Linked DNA regions of Homo sapiens: region 2 is linked to region 1. A link is a loop called in an ENCODE intact Hi-C map of the cell type or tissue named here. Cell type or tissue: Panc1. All regions are shown on one strand. Links, peaks and the distances in the headings refer to the core of each region. The heading gives the core; the rest is flanking DNA.

The links. Hi-C counts contacts between places; a loop is a spot of excess contacts. Peaks named below come from ENCODE experiments on the same cell type or tissue, not always from the same donor. Only the 100,000 strongest peaks of a DNase experiment are listed, where the experiment ranks them.
Region 2: a loop joins it to region 1, with 8 times the contacts of the local background. A loop is called at or near these places in 106 of 110 quality-filtered maps.

What each region holds. Positions count from the first base shown.
Region 1 is chr15:77,956,516-77,964,843 of GRCh38, forward strand. No RefSeq gene overlaps it. Among named protein-coding and RNA genes, the nearest start is that of TBC1D2B, 120 kb to the right of the region's middle. RefSeq lists a silencer at 2,892-3,186 and an enhancer at 3,845-4,390. In Panc1, for the core only: CTCF peaks have their summits at 3,047 (motif pointing right) and 3,324; a DNase peak (open chromatin) is centred at 3,016; H3K4me3 peaks cover 821 bases; H3K27ac peaks cover 545 bases.
Region 2 is chr15:78,103,618-78,111,945 of GRCh38, forward strand. It overlaps SH2D7 (SH2 domain containing 7), which reads left to right. Exons shown (of 6, transcript NM_001101404.2): 6 at 1-745. CIB2 (calcium and integrin binding family member 2) reads right to left here. Exons shown (of 6, transcript NM_006383.4): 3 at 7,548-7,659; 4 at 5,618-5,765; 5 at 2,122-2,317; 6 at 989-1,715. The coding sequence ends at 1,694. Among named protein-coding and RNA genes, the nearest start is that of SH2D7, 15 kb to the left of the region's middle. RefSeq lists an enhancer at 411-480. In Panc1, for the core only: CTCF peaks have their summits at 4,904 (motif pointing left) and 5,166; a DNase peak (open chromatin) is centred at 4,814.

The DNA of each region.
Region 1 (8,328 bases), core at 24-8,023:
GACATACTTATACTAAAACTTATTTCTCTCTATTCTTTTTTCACCATCCTTCACAGGTGTTGATATTTCTCTAAATTCTTTAATGTATGTACAGTTACTTTAAAGCTCTTGCCTAATAATTCTAATGTGTGAGCCATTTATGGGTCTTTTCTTTTTCTTTTTCTTTTTTTTTTTTTTTTTTTGAGATGGAGTTTTGCTCTTGTAGCCCAGGCTGGAGTACAATGGCGCCATCTCAGCTTGCTGCAACCTCCACCTCACCTGGCTGGTCTTGAATTCCTGACCTCAGGTGATCTGCCTGCCTCAGCCTCCCAAAGTGCTGGGATTACAGGTGTGAGCCACCATGCCTGGCCCTTTTTGTTTGTTTGTTTCTTTGAGATAAGGTCTCACTCTGTTGTCCAGGCTGGAGTGCAGTGGCATGATCTCAGCTCACTGCAACCTCCACTTCCCAGGCTCAAGCCATCCTTCCACCTCAGCCTTCCAAGTAGCTGGGACCACAGGCACATGCCACCAGCAGTCCTGGCTGGTTTCGTGGAAGACAATTTTTCCACAGACGGGGTTGGGGGTGGTGGTTACGGTATGAAACTGTTCCACTTCAGATCATCAGGCATTAGATTCTCATAAAGAGTGTGAAACCTAGATCCCTCGCATGTGCAGTTCACATTAGGGTTCACACTTCTAGGAGAATCTAATGCCTGCTGATCTGATGGGGGGCGGAGCTCTGGCAGTAATGCTCGCTGCCCACCACTCACTTCCTGCTGCGCAGCCTGGTTCCTAACAGGTCACTGACTGGTAGAGCCCACAGCCTGGGGGTTATGGACCCCCACACACCACCACACCCAACTCATTTTTGAATTTTTAGTAGAGATGAGGTTTTGCCATGTTGCCCAGGCTGGTCTCGAAGTCTTGAGCTCAAGTGATCTACTTGCCTTGGCCTCCCAAAGTGCTGGGATTACAGGCATGAGCCACCATGCATGGTGGGTCTGTTCGTATTGACTGGTTTTCTCTTAATTTTAGGATGTATTTTCTCACTTTTTCACTTATCTAGTAAGTATTTCTTGATCTGTTGGACATTGTGAACCTTCATTGTAGAGATATGGATTATGTTATCCTACTCTAGTGTTGAGTTTTGTTTTGCAGGGAATTAAATTACTGATGGGTTAACTTGATCATGTGTGTCAAGGCTACATTTTAGGCTTTGTTAGGGTGAGCTGTTTTTCAGTTTTGCCCTTATTCCTAGGGAATCTTCCTTAATCCCAAGGCATGGCCTTCTAGGCCCTCTGTGAATGTCTGGGATATTCATCAAGACCTGAGATTCCAAGAGTGGAGACTCTGGTTGAGCCAGAATTCGGGTGTATCCCCAGCACTCTGTGACCACTGAAATCGATGTTTAGCTTTCAGCTCCCCATCGGCTGTTCTGTGCTGGGCCTTGCAGAGTCTCAATCCACACATTCGTAGTTTGGGATTTGGCCAAGGACCTGCAACAACCTCTATAAGATTTCTGGGGCTCCTTCTCTGCAACTCCGTCCTTTCTGATACTCTGCCACACACATTTTAGCAGCCCTGAGTGGCAGTCCCTGTTTCCTCCACCAAACAAGACTGATCCTCTTGGCTTGGACTCTGCTTCCTCATGCTGTCATTGAGGGTTTGGAAACTTTCCCCACCAGAAAAATGTAGCAGTCACTTCATGTGATTCCCTTCTCTCAGTTTGTACCTGGAACTGCCTATTGCCCAATGCCTGAAGACAATTTCTTCATGTACTTTGTCCAGCTTTGTAGTTGTTTATGCTGGGAGACCATCATCAATTCAGGTACTCCATCATGGCCACAATTCGAAGTATGATTAATATCATATTCATTCTATTCTAAAAGTAGAGAAGACAAAGACCAACAATTCTAAGAAAAATTGAAAAAATATATGAAAGTTCAAAGAAAAATGCAAATGCCACTGACACACAGGAAAAAATGTTTAACTTCACTGATAATAAGAAAGATACAATTTTAGGCTGGGCGCAGTGGCTCACACCTGTAATCCCAGCACTTTGGGAGGCTGAGGTGGGAGGATCACTTGAGGCCACGAAGTGTAGGTGGCAGTGAGCTGAGATGGTGCCACTTGGGGTGACAGAGTGAGATCCTGTCTCAAAAAAAAAAAAAAGATATATAAACAACATCCTGCAACCTCTACATGTGGCCATGATTGATAACAGGGACCAGATTTGCCTCCCACCTTGAACAACTAGAAAAATGGAACAACATATATAAAACAATAGTTTTCGGACATTGGAGAACAGGTCGAGCAGAACTATGATCCCTAAAAGAAGGTGAACCCTACAGTGTCCTCAGTTTACTGCCGGAAGCAATCACAGGCTCCAACACAGCAGGGGAAATCCAAAGTCCAGTGACGTGTACACCACTCTTGAGCTGTTTTCTATTAACCTCCAGGTCCTTCAGGCCAGCCCTCCTGGGGCTCTGCCTTGGGAATTGGTATTGGTAACAAAGGGAATAGAGAGGAACATGCATAGAGCTCTCCATTTAGACTGACATATTCACACTGGGTTCCAGTTTCAGCTGAGAGACTGTAAGCACATCGCTAGCCCACTCTAATCCTGTATCCTAGCTGTGTAATCACCTATTTCCCATCAATTGCAAGGCTGGAGAGAAAAGTGCCCACTCTGGCCAGTACACAGTAGGAGCTTAGTAAGCTTAAGCTCGCTTGCTTCCCCACTATCCTAACGTATTAGGGGAAAGACAGAGATGTGGGGAATGGCACCTGGGAGGCTCCAGCTGTATGCTTCACAATCCTACCAATGAAAAATCTGAATTAGGCTTCAGTTTCCCTTCTACAAAATGAGACAGGACAGGAGTGGGTAGGAAGAGGAGGAGCTGGGCTTTGTTGGTTTAAGCTGGGCCCTTCTGATTCTGTAACGTGAACTTCACTGTTGGGTCCAGCCCATTCCCCTGCCGGGGCTTCGCGTGCTCTGTCTTTTGGCCAAGTCCAAGTCTGTCCAGGGTTGGGGTGGGGAGAAGCAGTTCCCCCATATAACCTGCAGGTGGCACCAGAGCCGCGCGGGAACCGAGGGTTCTGTTCCAGCCTTCCTGGAGACTCGGGCAGGGTGGGGTAGGGCGAGGCAGAGGTGGTGCACACCGCTCAGCTGGGCAGCGGCACGCAGCTGTGGATCAGCCCACACCGTTTAAAATGGACACATGGGTCGTCCGGCTAATTTCCTCTCTTTGGTAGGGTGAGCATATGCTTTATCATCCAAATCCAGACACTTCGGAAAGTGAAAGGGGGCACTATCATAATTGCACCAGGATAGTCATAACCTTAGCTGTACCTTGCAAACCAGAACCTCTGGTCACCCTACTGTCTGATCACTTTTTCTTCCTTGTTTCTATTCTTTTAATTGTTTTTTTCTTTTTAAACACACAGCGTTTTCTTTCCCCAAGGCCCACTGTTTTTGAAAATGCTGTTGCATTCGTGATATTTTCGACCAGGCAACATCTGCCTTGGCATCTTGAGTCTGAACAGTCTCTCTGAACCCATCCCAAAGGCTGGTTTTAGCTTCCAGTCAGAAGATTCTGTTCTTGGCTTGCCATCTCCATGACTCAAGAATTAAAGATGTCAGATGTGGAACAGTGACCCTTATATCAACTCTGGTGCCTCTTTGCTACATTTATTCCTGCAAATTTTTATTTGTTTGTTTGTTTGTTTGTTTTGAGACGGAGTCTCGTTCTGTTGCCCAGGCTGGAGTGCAGTGGCACAATCAGGTCACTGCAACCTTCGCCTTCTGGTTCCAGTGATTCTCATGCCTCAGCCTCCCAAGTAGCTGGTACTATAGGCGTCCACCACCACGCCTGGTTGATTTTTGTATCTTTAGAAGAGATGGGGTTTCACCCCGTTGGCCAGGCTGGTCAGAAACTCCTGACCTCAGGTGATTTGCCCGCCTCAGCCTCCCTAAGTGCTGGGATTACAGGCCTGAGCCACTGCACCTGGCCGTATTCCTATGGTTTTGTTCTGAGTGCTCATGTCCTTTGTCTCTTTGAATTTACGTATATTGGTTTATTGAATTGCAAGTAGACAAGTCCCATTAAGCGCAATTCTTATGTTTCCAAGATCATCTCATTACTCCATTCAACCCCAAATTAGCATGCCTTTTATCCCCTTGTTTCTGAACCCTCTTCACTTAATAGTCTCATAAACATCCATCCATTGCAAAAAGGACTCTAACTTTTCTCACTTCCATTTTTAGTTGATTCATTGCTATCCAAGTAATGATTTGTCTGGGGGAGTCATTAGTAGAGTACAACTCTACATTGAGTAGAGAATTGTGCTCTTAAATTTATTTTTATAGTTGGATTCTGCTAGTTAATATCTCTCTGTCATTCTCACATTGCAACTAATGACTATGGGTTTCTGTCTCAACCTAAAATCTAGGTTAGAAATTTGGTTTTATGTGAATAAGATATTCATAGATAATGTGAGAAAAAAATTAACTTACTGAAACTTTTCTCAGTTAAGAATGACATTCGTGGTCACAAATATGTATGTAAGCAAGTGGAAAACTGGGCTGTAAATATATAAACTGAAAATATTATGTTTAGAGACAAGATTTTTCTTTTTTCTTCTTTTTTAGTAAAGTATATTTGCTATGGTTGGAATGATTGTGTCTCCTCCAAAATTCATGTTGGAACTTAAACCCCAATGTGATAGCATTAGGAGGTGGAGTCTTTAGGAGATGATTAAGTCATGAGGGAGGAGCCCCCACATGGATGGGATTAGTGACCTTATGAAAGGGCTTGAGGGAGCCACCTACCTCAGTTTTCTTCTTTTGTTTTTCTGTCCTTTCCACACATTGTTCAAAGTGCCATATTGGCAGTCCCCAAAACATGGCTAAATCTCACATGATTCCATGGATTAGTTTCACCTGTTCTTGAACTTCATATAAATGGAATCAGTATGTGCACGTTTGTGGCTGGCTTCTTTCATTCAATATAATCCTGTGAGATTTAACCACGTTTTGGGTACTGGTAGCTGTTTATTTTTCTGGTTGTGTAGTTTTCCATATTTCATTTATTACCCTGCTATTTTTGTCTCTAACTCAGTGTCTTTTGGGGCCTATTGGTCCTTTTTAGCTAGATTGATATTAAGCGTCTTCTTATCAGTGGAGCTTAGGACATTTTAGAAGATGAAAGCCTAATAACCCCAAGCCCCCCAATCTTAAGCCAAGTTTCCTCCTCACGCCTGCTTCAGTTGCTCTTCTTCTTGTGGTATTTTTTCCCTCACAAAACTGATGGAAATTAAGAAACCCAAAAGCTCTTCATCATGTTATCAGCTTAGGGACGCTTGTCATCTGAATAACTGGGTAGATATTTATCATCTGAAATGTTAAAATAACTAGAGCAAACACTTATATAGCACTGACTGCTGTTCACAGTGCTTTACATATATTATTTTCCTCAAAACAGCTCTGTGAAATAGACACTATTATTGTCATTCCCACATTTTAGATGGGGAAATGGAGGCACAGAGAGACCATGTAACCTTGCCAAGGTGGTAGGGCCAGGACTTGAACCTGTGTTTTCTGGTTTTAGAGCCTGCACCCTTCACCACCACACCATATTGTGTAGCATGATACTTCCTGTGGTTAAAGTATTTTCTTCTATTACCTTGGGAGCATTTTCTGAATAATTTGAATCTTATAAATTTGCTTCAAAGAATACAAGTAAATTGAACTGAAAGATCTAATATAGAATGTGTGGCATTTGTGAATAAATTATAGGACTCTCTGGTTTTAAATAATAATTATTTGCTTATCTTGTGACTTTTGTCGGCAGGGCTGTAATGTGCTCACCTCATTTTCCTTCTCTTCAACAGGAGGAGATGGGCTCAGAGACAGGCACGATTTATCATAAAATCTCATCACACTTTCCCTCACCATCTGGAAGCTGGAGATAGGTTTGTGAAATCTTGATTGAGAAGAGTTAAATGCCACTTGTAGAATAATAAGTTTAAGAAAGATGGTTTTGGCTGGGCATGGTGGCTCACGCCTGTAAGCCCAGCACTTTGGGAGGCTGAGGCAGGGGGATCATGAGGTCAGATCGAGACCATCCTGGCTAACGCGGTGAAACTCTGTCTCTACTAAAAATACAAAAAATTAGCCAGGCGTGGTGGACACCTGTAGTCCCAGGTACTCGGGAGGCTGAGGCAGGAGAATGGCATGAACCCAGGAGGCAGAGCTCGCAGTGAGCCGAGATTGCGCCACTGCACTTCAGCCTGGGCAACAGAGCCAGACTCTGCCTCAAAAAAAAAAAAAAAAAAAAAAAAAAAAAAAAAAAAAGATAGATGGTTTTACTCGCCAGTTCTGCTGCACAGAGTCCTGCACGTTTTGGCAGTTAACATATGTGATCGACAGTTATCATGGTTCTAGAAGAAATTATTTTCCAGTTGTATTCTGCTGCTAAAGTGCTATATTTCTTTATAGATGAACTAATTAATTCTTGGTCACTTGTTTTTCATCAGATATTTCTCTGCCTCTTTATGCTGTGCTTTGTCTTTTTATGTCCAGCCCCAGGTTTCTTCTTCTAATTGCAGGAAGATCATTGAAATTTTCTCTCTCTCTCAAACTCCTGGGCTCAAGTGATCCTCCTTCATCTGCCTCCTGAGTAGCTGGCATTACAGGTGTGCACCGCTGAACAGATACACACATATACAGCCATACTTACAGACAAACATCCACATATATACACAAACGCACAGAGACATACACATATCCACACATACTCATTAGATGTACATTTACACACACAAACACACATGTGCACACACACACACATATACACACCTTGTTTCCATCTTCTCAGGACTCAGGGCTCTCAGAGAGTGGAAAGAGTCTTGTACCATGAGTCCAGGATCGACTGTGCAACCTTGCCCCAGCGTCTTCCCTCTTGAGATCTTGTTTATAATAATATCCTTACCCACCAATTAGGGTTATTTTGAAGACAAAACAGAAAGGATAACAGAGTGATGGCAATGTTGTATAGTTTCAAATAAAAATTAACGTTGACCAAAAAGAGGTCTGACCTTTGTCCTAGACTCCTGGGAGGTAATCTTCGACACATAATGCCTAATAGGAGTATCTTTGCCTGGGGATCTTGGATCATAATGGATAGTCTAATAATGAGATTTAGGGTGGGGTCTAGCCAGGCCAGGAAATCCGACTAAGAGATTTAGAGTCTGGGCTTTAGGTCACCCCTGGAAGGACTGGAAACTGAAAACTGAGAGGATCCACATGGACAATCAAGCATGCCTCTGTGATGAAGTTCCAGTAAAAACCCTGAACACTGAGGCTTGAGGGAGTCTCTCTGGCTGGGAATACTCCATGTGTATTGGCACATATCAAAGCCGGAAGGGTAATGCACTGCCAGACTGAGAAGACTACAATAAATACCTAACTCTTCAATGCTCAGGCATTGAATATCCACAAGCATCAAGACCATCCAGGAAAACATGACCTCACCAAACAACCTAATTAAAGCACCAGGGACCAATCATAGAAAAACAGAGATATGTGACCTTCCAGACAGAGAATTCAAAATAGTGGTTTCAGGGAAACTCAAAGAAATTAAAGATAGCACAGAGAAAGAATTTGGAATTCTATCAGATAAATTTAACAATGAGATTGAAGTAATTAAAAAGAATCAAGCAGAAATTCTGGGGATAAAAATGCAGTTGACATAATAATGCATCAGAGTCTCTTAATAGTGGAATCAATTAAGCAGAAGAAAAAATTAGTGAGCTTGAAGACAAACAATTTGAAAGTACACAATTAGAGGAGACAAAAAAATTTTAAACAATGAAGCACGCCCACAAGATCTAGAAATAGCCTCAAAAAGGCAAAGCCAAGAGTTATTGGCCTTAAAGAGGAAGTAGAGAAATAGACAGAGGTAGAACATTTATTCAAAAGGATAATAATGGAGAACTTCCCAAACCTACAGAAAGCTATAAATATTCAAGTCAAGAAGGTTATAGGACACCAAGCAGATTTAACCCAAAGAAGACTAGCTGAAGGCATTTAATATTCAAACTTCCAAAGGTCAAGGATAAAGAAATGATCCTAAAGCAGCAAGAGAAAAGGAACAAATAACATACAATGGAGCTCTAATATATCTGGCAGCAGACTTTCAGTGGAAACCTTACAGGCCAGGAGAGAGTGCTATGATATACGTGATGGGCTGAAGGGAAAAAAAAAAAAAACTTTTACCCTAGAATAATATATCCAGCGAAAATATCCTTCAAACATGAAGGAGAAATAAACTTTCCCAGACAAAAACA
Region 2 (8,328 bases), core at 177-8,176, 150 kb after region 1:
TGAGACTCATCCAGCCTGCTACAGAACTAGGCTCCGAGACAGCCGAGGTGCCTGCCTGAGAGCAGGTGGAAGAGGACCTTGCAGGTGCCTGCAGCTCCTGGCTATGTCCTGCTTTCCTTGTGCCTCCCATCCATGCACAGGAGGGACTGGAGAGGAATGAGATTGGCCAAAGGCAGGGGTCACCACCCCCATTTCCCAGATAAGCATGCTGAGGCCCAGGCAGACTGACTGAACCTGCCTCCCACTACTGAGCACTTACCGAATGTGTGGCAGGCTGTGTGCTAGCACAGACACCTTTCTAACTGGCCAAGTGACATCATGCAATTGCTACCGAGAACAAAACCAGTTCCCCTCCTTGCGGCCCCATCAGCGAAAAGGAGGGGAGGGCCAGAAGCCACATCCTCTGCTTCAGGCCTCTTCGCTCCAGCTGTACCCTCAGGTCAGGCTGGCTCTTCCTGGAACTCTGTCCCTCAGGAAACTTCCTGTTTTGTGTGTCACTTCCCTTCCTATCCACATGTCCCCTTCTCTATAAGGGTGGACAGCTGGCTTGCTACCCCACTCCCAACAACCCCCAGGCCTGGGATGCAGAAAACAGGACTGATCATCTCCAGAGAGAACACCATACGTGCCCCTCCTCCCTGCCCTGACCCTGGGCAGAGCGGGCTCAGGTTGCATTTGTGGGAAATCTACTCTTAGTGACCACTTGGCTATGCAGCTTTTCCTGAAATATAGGCCTGTAAGAGTCCCTCCCTCCTTGGGGGTTTAAGGATTGAGACTGAAGCAACTGTCCCTGTGCCTGAGTGGTTAGCACTCCCAAATGTTAACCAGAGATACTGTCAGGGAATTCACGGAAGGTTCGGGGCATGAATGTGTTTTCCTCCCGATGGCACACGCACTGAAATCAAAGTTAGTGCCTAAAGCAGGAGGCACTGCCTAATGCCGAGAGGTGAGACACCAATGGTGGGATTTCAAGGATCAGAAGCAAAGGTACCCTCAAACATTTCCTAACATTAGCATACATGGAGAGCAAAGGGATGCAAAAGTGTTTTACTACCAGGAGTTCACAAATCTGTGGACAGCACACCAGTGAGGATTCCACGGTGTTGGGGAGGCAGGCAGGGTGGTACTCATGACCCAGAGGCAGAGACAGGAGCAAGAGCCCTTGGGCCCACTGCACCCACAGCTTCACATTGTGAAGGAGGCCGGGAGAAGGGGAACAGGCAGGGGTGGGAAGCAGCCCAACCTTGGGTTTTGGAAAAAGATTGCATAGCTCGTTAAAACCCTGACCTCTTTTTTTTTTTTCCGCTCTGTCCTGGGTGACCAGGGTGTCTGCCAGCACTTGGACACGTCAGACCCCACCACCTCCTGTTGGGTTATCTGCTTTTCCCTCTTTGGGGGGGTGGGGAGCATTTCTGGAGTAGGAAAGGACTGGGGCATGGGGCGGGGTGCGGAGGGCCTGGAGAGAGGCCATGGGTCCCGGGGCTGGACCACAGCGGGGCTGTGGGAAGGGTCCTAACCTTCACAGGCCCCCTTCCTGGTTAAGGTTTTTTTTTTGCTGAAAGGGCCACAGGATATATTTGTGGTGTAAACCCCAGAGGCTGCCACTGCTTTCCTGGGGAGCTTGGAGGCCACACCCATGTGACTGCAGGGCAGGATGGTGGACTTCTAGGCCCCTACAGCCTCGGCAGTGTCCTCAGATCCGGATGTGGAAAGTGCTAGAAAGAGAGAAAGGGCAAGAGAGGGTGAGAGGCCCTGGGTCGGGCAGGTAAAGGCTCCTCAGGGAAAAGCACAGCAGGCCCCAGCCCCATGCTGGACAGTGCCTCATTAGGGAACCCTGCATAGTGGATGCAGGTAATCAACACTGGGGGAAGACGGAGGAACAGCGGTGCCCAGGGAGTTCTGCCCCCACTTATCACTGAAGGGGCCCCCAGGTCTTCAACCTTCCCCCTGCAGGGGACAAAGGCCAGTCACACGTCTAGGGCAAGGGTGGCTTGAACGTGACCTCCTGCTTCCTGGCCGCACACCACTGCTCACAAATAGCGAGTGATAGGGGCCTCAGCCCCAACATCCCGGCCTGCCCTGCTCTGCCCTGCCCAAGCCCGGCCCCTGTAGTGGCAGCACCTGAGGAAGTCAGGGGCCTTGGCAATCATGTCCTCGAAGTCAGCAAAGCCCAGCTTGCCGTCACCGTCCAAGTCAGCCTCCTCAATGACCTTGTCGCACACAAGCACCACCTCCTCCTCATCCAGCTCTGACTTAGTGAGCCGGGCCAGCGTCAGCTCCAGGTCCTCCTTGCAGATGAAGTTGTCAGTGTTGAAGTCTGTAGGGCAGGGGTTGGACATGTTCAAGTCCAGGCTGCGTGCACCCAGGGACCCCTACACTATAGCTCTTCCTCCTAGCTGGCCCCACTACCTCCACCAGCTTCTGATGTCCCCAGAGCATCTCCATGCACACTCTTGGGATACTGGATCCCTGCCCCCAAGAGGGCTTACCCACCAGGCATCGCTTAAACACCCACATCCACCACCAACAACAACCCCACAATGACTAAACCACATCCTGAAGCAGGTCAAAAGTCCAAATCTGAGGTTTCCTGAGAACTTCAGGCTTAGGCCAGATAGCCCTTCCTGGCCTTAGCCCACAGTGGACCCAGTGTTCCCTTTAGACTTCTAGAGCTAAGGAAACTAAGGCCCAAAAAGGCCATGCGATTGAATCAAGGTGGGAGAGCCACTCGGAGATGGAGCAGGGATTCTGACTAGGGCCTATGGGACTCTAAGACCCATGTTTTCTAAACTGCACCCCGTTGCCTCAGTGGTGTGTGACCAGAAGACACGGTGGGTCAGGAGACTCAAAATCAAAAGACCCTTAGAGAGGGGCCTGTGCCTGGCCTTTGTGCACACAGAGCAGGGAACATGGTTTGATTCTACCCAGCAAAAGGCACTACCACTGCCCCAAAGCACAGCAAAATGGTTCAGAGGACCGAGCCATGCCTGGCCACATCAAAGTGAACTCTCTCTTCTTACATTTTGAGCCCAACTACCAGATCTGCGCATGTGCTGTTTCTTCTGCCTGGGGTCCCTTCCCAGCAAACTCCTGGTCATCCTTCAAATTTTGGCTCACACATCACCTCCCAGTGGCGGGGCTTTCTAGCGATAAGGGTCCTCTTCCCCGCAAATGAGCTTCTGTTGCCCATTGGCAAACTCTGACATTAATGGTAGTGACAAAGACCCATCATGTGAGCATTATATGCTCTTTCTCATTTAATTTTCAAAACAAAACTATGAGGCAGGCACAATTGAATCTCCACTATACACATGAAGAAACAGAGAGGTGGCCAGGCGCGGTGGTTCACGCCTGTAATCCCAGCACTTTGCGAGTCCGAGGTGGGTGGATCACGAGGCCAGGAGATTGAGACCATCCTGGCTAACACGGTGAAACCCCGTCTCTACTAAAAATACAAAAAAAAAAAAATTAGCCGGGCGTGGTGGTGGACGCCTGTAGTCCCAGCTACTCAGGAGGCTGAAGCAGGAGAATGGCGTGAACCCAGGAGGCGGAGCTTGCAGTGAGCTGAGATCGCACCACTGCACTCCAGCCTCGTTGACAGAGCGAGACTCTATCTCAAAAATAAAAAAAGAAACAGGGAGGTGAAAAGGAGAGGTACCTGCCTGAGGTCACATCCCGGTCATTGTTGGACCCTAGAGCCCAAGCTCTTGGGGTGACTCTGCCCTGTCTATCTCTGCAGAGGCCTGGGCACAACTCTAGGGTATGCGTCAGGGAGTATTCATCTCTGCCCATGGCATGGGACATAGCAAATCTCTGGAAAGATTTGCTGGCTGGCTGGCTGAATTCCTGTGGCCATTTAACCTGAGTAAACTGAGGCTCAGAAGTGAGATGATCATTGTTGCAAATGAGGCCCCAGGCCTCCCCAGCGCCAGACTAGGAGGGCCCTGGCTGCCTCTCCCCACTCCACCCCCAGCCTAGAGCAGCAAGGAAGCCACAGTTCTTCCATGTATTCCTGTGCCCACCCGGTCCATGCGATCTGCACGCCCCTGTCTTGGGCAGACAGCAGCCCGTCCCAGGAGCAATGCTATGGGGTCCAAGACCGGGCGGATGTTGGGTGGAATCTGAGAAGCTTTTTACATGAGCCATGTGGGCATAGTTTGTGGAGGGCAGACTGGCAGGTATTTTCTTTCTAATATGCAAGCAAAACGTGGGTGCACAGACAGAAACCAAAGTCCTCTGAAATAAACATGATAACTAGAAAGTGAAACGTCAGTCTGGGCGTGGTGGCTCACACCTGTAATCACAGCACTTTGGGAGGCCAAGGCAGGCAGATCACCTGAGGTCGGGAGTTCGAGACCAGCCTGACCAACATGGTGAAACCCCATCTCTACTAAAATTACAAAAATTAGCCAGGTGTAGTGGCGGGCACCTGTAATCTCAGCTACTCAGGAGGCTGAGGCAGGAGAATCGTTTGAACTTGGGAGGCTGAGGCAAGAGAATCGCTTGAACCCGGGAGGCAGAGGTTGCAGTGAGCCGAGATCACACGATTGCACTCCAGCCTGGGCGACAGTGGGACTCTGTCTCAAAAAAAAAAAAAAAAAAGAAAAGAAAAGAAAAAAGAAAGCAAAATGTCAGCCCCTGATAGGCCCTGCTGCCTTTGGGATCCAGTGTCTGATCAAACGTGCTGAGGACAGGAGCTTTGACCTTGACTCTTCAGGTCCAAGTTGGGTCCCAGCCCCTTCCTAGGCCTTAGGCATCTCAACTGAGGTCTATCTGAGGATTTGACACCAGTCCCCATGGGTCTGTCAGGCCAGCAGAGGGGGTGAGCTCGTGGGTATGAAGTTTTCTCCCTGTGGCTGTGGGAGAAGCATGAGTCCTTGGCTCATGAGTGCCCGCCGCCCTCTGGTGGCTGGTGAGACAGCCAGCCTGAGGGCAGAGCTGGGCGGGGTGAATCCAGGTGGCCCTACCTCAGGCAGTATTCGGGGGGGCTCCAGAGGCCCCCCTGCAGGCCTGGCCTTACCACCATGGCCTAGGCAGCCTCTCTGGCTCCTCCATTTTACACCTCAAAGCTGCTGAGTGATCCTTCTAGAAAACAGAGCTGCCCTTCCTCACTGGAAACCTTGCAGTGGCCCTGGTGTCTGGATCACTAGGTCCAAACTCTGTGGCTGGCTCCCACAGCCTGGCCCCAGATTCTCTCCAGACTCATACCGCCCCCTGTCCCACCACCTTCCAAGTTCCTCCCATCTCCTTATCAAGCTCTGCGCTTCCCTGTGTCTGCATGGGCTGCGCCCTCTGTCAGGTCTGCCAGCCCCCTCTTCTCCAGTCCAAGCCTCTGCTAGTCCCTGCTTAAAGGTCATGCCTGGGACCCCTCTCACACTAACCACCCGACCTGGGATGGGTGAGTCCCTCCCTCCTTCGTTCTCAGGACCCTCACAGATGTCTCTCAGGGACTGATCGTCTCCCTTGGCCACCCCACTGGACAGGCACTCTTCAGAGGACAGATCAGCTTCACTGTTCTTGGTGTCCCTAGGGCAGGAGCCAGTAGTAACCAGACAGCCTAAGGGCCCCACATGTTCCCCCACCGCATATTCAGGCCCCCTCCTCTAGCCCTGGTTACCATAGATCTTGAAGGCATAGTTTGCCTTGAGCTCTCGGGGAGCCGACTCGCAGAGCACGGAAAACATGTCCACAAAGTCGTTGAAAGTGAGGTTCCCCTCACCATCCTCGGAAAACGCCGCCACGATCCTTTCTTTGAAGGGATTCTCCTGAAGAAAACACACACAGCAATCACTGTGGGTGCAGGATAAGCAGGAGGGCCCCGGAGCCAGACTGTGGACAGCCTGTGTGACCCTGGAGGAGTGACCAAATCCCTCTGAGCCTCGGTTTCCCCATCTGTAAAAAGGGAATAATAATAACACCTTCTTAATTGGGTTGTGATGGGATTAAATGAGCTAAAGTATGTAAGGTGTTGGTACCAGGCCCGGCACATGTAAGAGCTCAGGAAGCATTCTACTGGGTCATGTCACATCATTAAGATGGGCACAGCCAGGGACAGTGGTGCACGCCTGTAGTCCCGCTATTTGGGAGACTGAGGTGGAGGAATCACTTGAGCCCAGGAGTTTGAGGCTTCAGTGAGCCATGATCGTCCCACTGCACTCCAGCCTGGGCGACAGAGCAAGACCATGTCTCCAAAAAAAAAAAAAAAAAAAAATGCTGAGCACAGCCAGTGTGTTATCACTGGAGGCACTGCCTCATCTGAAGCAGAAGCAGAAGCACAGATTCGTCCTGTTACCCAGAAGAGCACACAGAGGCTCTGCCTGGATGTGTAGGGCTCTGTCCCCAGCAGAAGAAGATGACAGCCCAGGGCACTGGTGGCCCTCAGCTCAGGCCGTGTCAGGCCAGGATCGTGGGAGGTGGATGTGGGGTCAGATAACTGGACCAGTCAAGCAGCAAGAGCCATACAGCCAGTTCAGGCCCAGGTCTGCTGTCACTCTGCTCCTGTGAATTCTCCCCTAGACCACCTTGGATGCTGCCTCTCCCAGGGAGCTGTACACGGATGCCTTCCTAGATCCCCAAATCACTCATCCTGCAGCCCTTCCATCCCAACTGAGCTAGCGCTTGGCTAGCGCCATTCCGTGCCCAGCCCAGGCCAGTGCGGGAGGCTCAGAGACAGACCACTTGGGTCCTACCCATGAGTGTCTCACCTGCTCCAGCAACCCTCTGAGCTTGCTCTTGAGCCCCTTGCTGGGCCAGACGGGGTGCTGGTCCAGGGCTGAGCCTGGGGCCCATTGTCTCTCAGGACTGAGGTCACAACCAGAGTGCAGGCCCCAAGTGGATGCCATATAGCACTCTGACTCCACCTTCAAGCCACACATCCCAGGCCTGGCAAGGGGCTACTGACGAAGTCCCACTGCAATGGGGAGTTGTGCCCCAAATGCCTTCTTAATGCTGAATGCACTTTACATATTATGGATAAGGAACTCATGAAACGAAACATTCAGATATATATGGTCTGAGGATCAGCAGCATCAGTCTCACCTGGGAACTTGCTCGAAAAGCAGAATCCTGACTCTACTCCACATGTACTGAGCCTGAATTGGCATTTGGACAAGATCCCTGGGGAGTTTAAAATTAAATTTTAACAGGTACGTTAAAGTCTGAGAAATGATGCTATGGATGACCACCATGCTGACCTCAGTGAGAAGCCACAGCCAGACAACGGGGAGACAGAAAAGTTATCTAACAAAGCAGACACAGGTCTGCCAACTACAGCAGGCTTGGGGCCACTTAACAAAGGGACAAGCAAATGAGCACAAGCCCATGGCCTGCAGTTGGGTGGCCACTGATGTACAGCACCCTTACAGAGCCCACATAGCTTATTTATTCAGAGTACAGATGAGGAAACTGAGGCACAGAGAGGTTCTGTGATCTGCTCAGAGCCACGCAGACACAAAGGGTGGAGCTGGGTTCAGCCTAGACCTGGGGGCCTCTGCTGCTGGTCCAGAGGCACAGATCCCCTGCTCGCCAGCAAGAGGTCCTGCACATACCCGGAGCTCTGGCATCTGGATGATGAGGCTCATGGGCACGTGGACGATGGGGCTCTTCCTGTAGTCCATTGGGACGAGGTTGGGGGCCAGCTCATAGAATCGCGAATGCAGCCTTGGAGGAAAGCAGAGAAAAAGCGCTGGAGGGGGTGCCATCCCTAAGCCCCAGCAGCCCGGTGCTGTCCTGCCTAGGCCTCTGCCTCTGCAGAACATCCTCAGCCAGGACCAGGTAAGGGGCCAATGGGAGGCTCTCTGCTCTGCCCACAGGGTGTGAAGTTGGGAGGGAGGTGAGTTCTGCCCAGACCTCTGTGCTGATAACCAGGTTGTGTCCAGGCCTCCCTATTTCCACCACACCCACCCCATCAGCACCACCACCATCACTCCTTGGGCCTGGGTCCAAATCTTTTAATTTTTTCTCCTTTGGGCTCTCATAAGGGTTTTCTATGCTCAGGATACTGTGCTAAGCACTTAACACATCACCTAATTTAATCCTCCTCCACATCACTGTGCAGACAGATGCATCCTGACCCCAGCTTACTGCTCAGCAAACAGGGCTGAAGAGGTTAAGAGTGATTTGTCTAAGGCCACATAACTAGGGAGCATCAAGGGCCATGGGTTGAGCCCAAGATGGGAAATCCAAGCAGAAACTCTTAGCCACTCTTCCCCCTTACACTCCTGAGGGTCCATCAAAGCCTGGGCCCACTTCGTGGCCCCACCACCCCAACTTAAGCCCTGAGGGTTGGGTCTCTCTGGGAGAGCTCTCAGCAGTCCTCACACCCTCAGG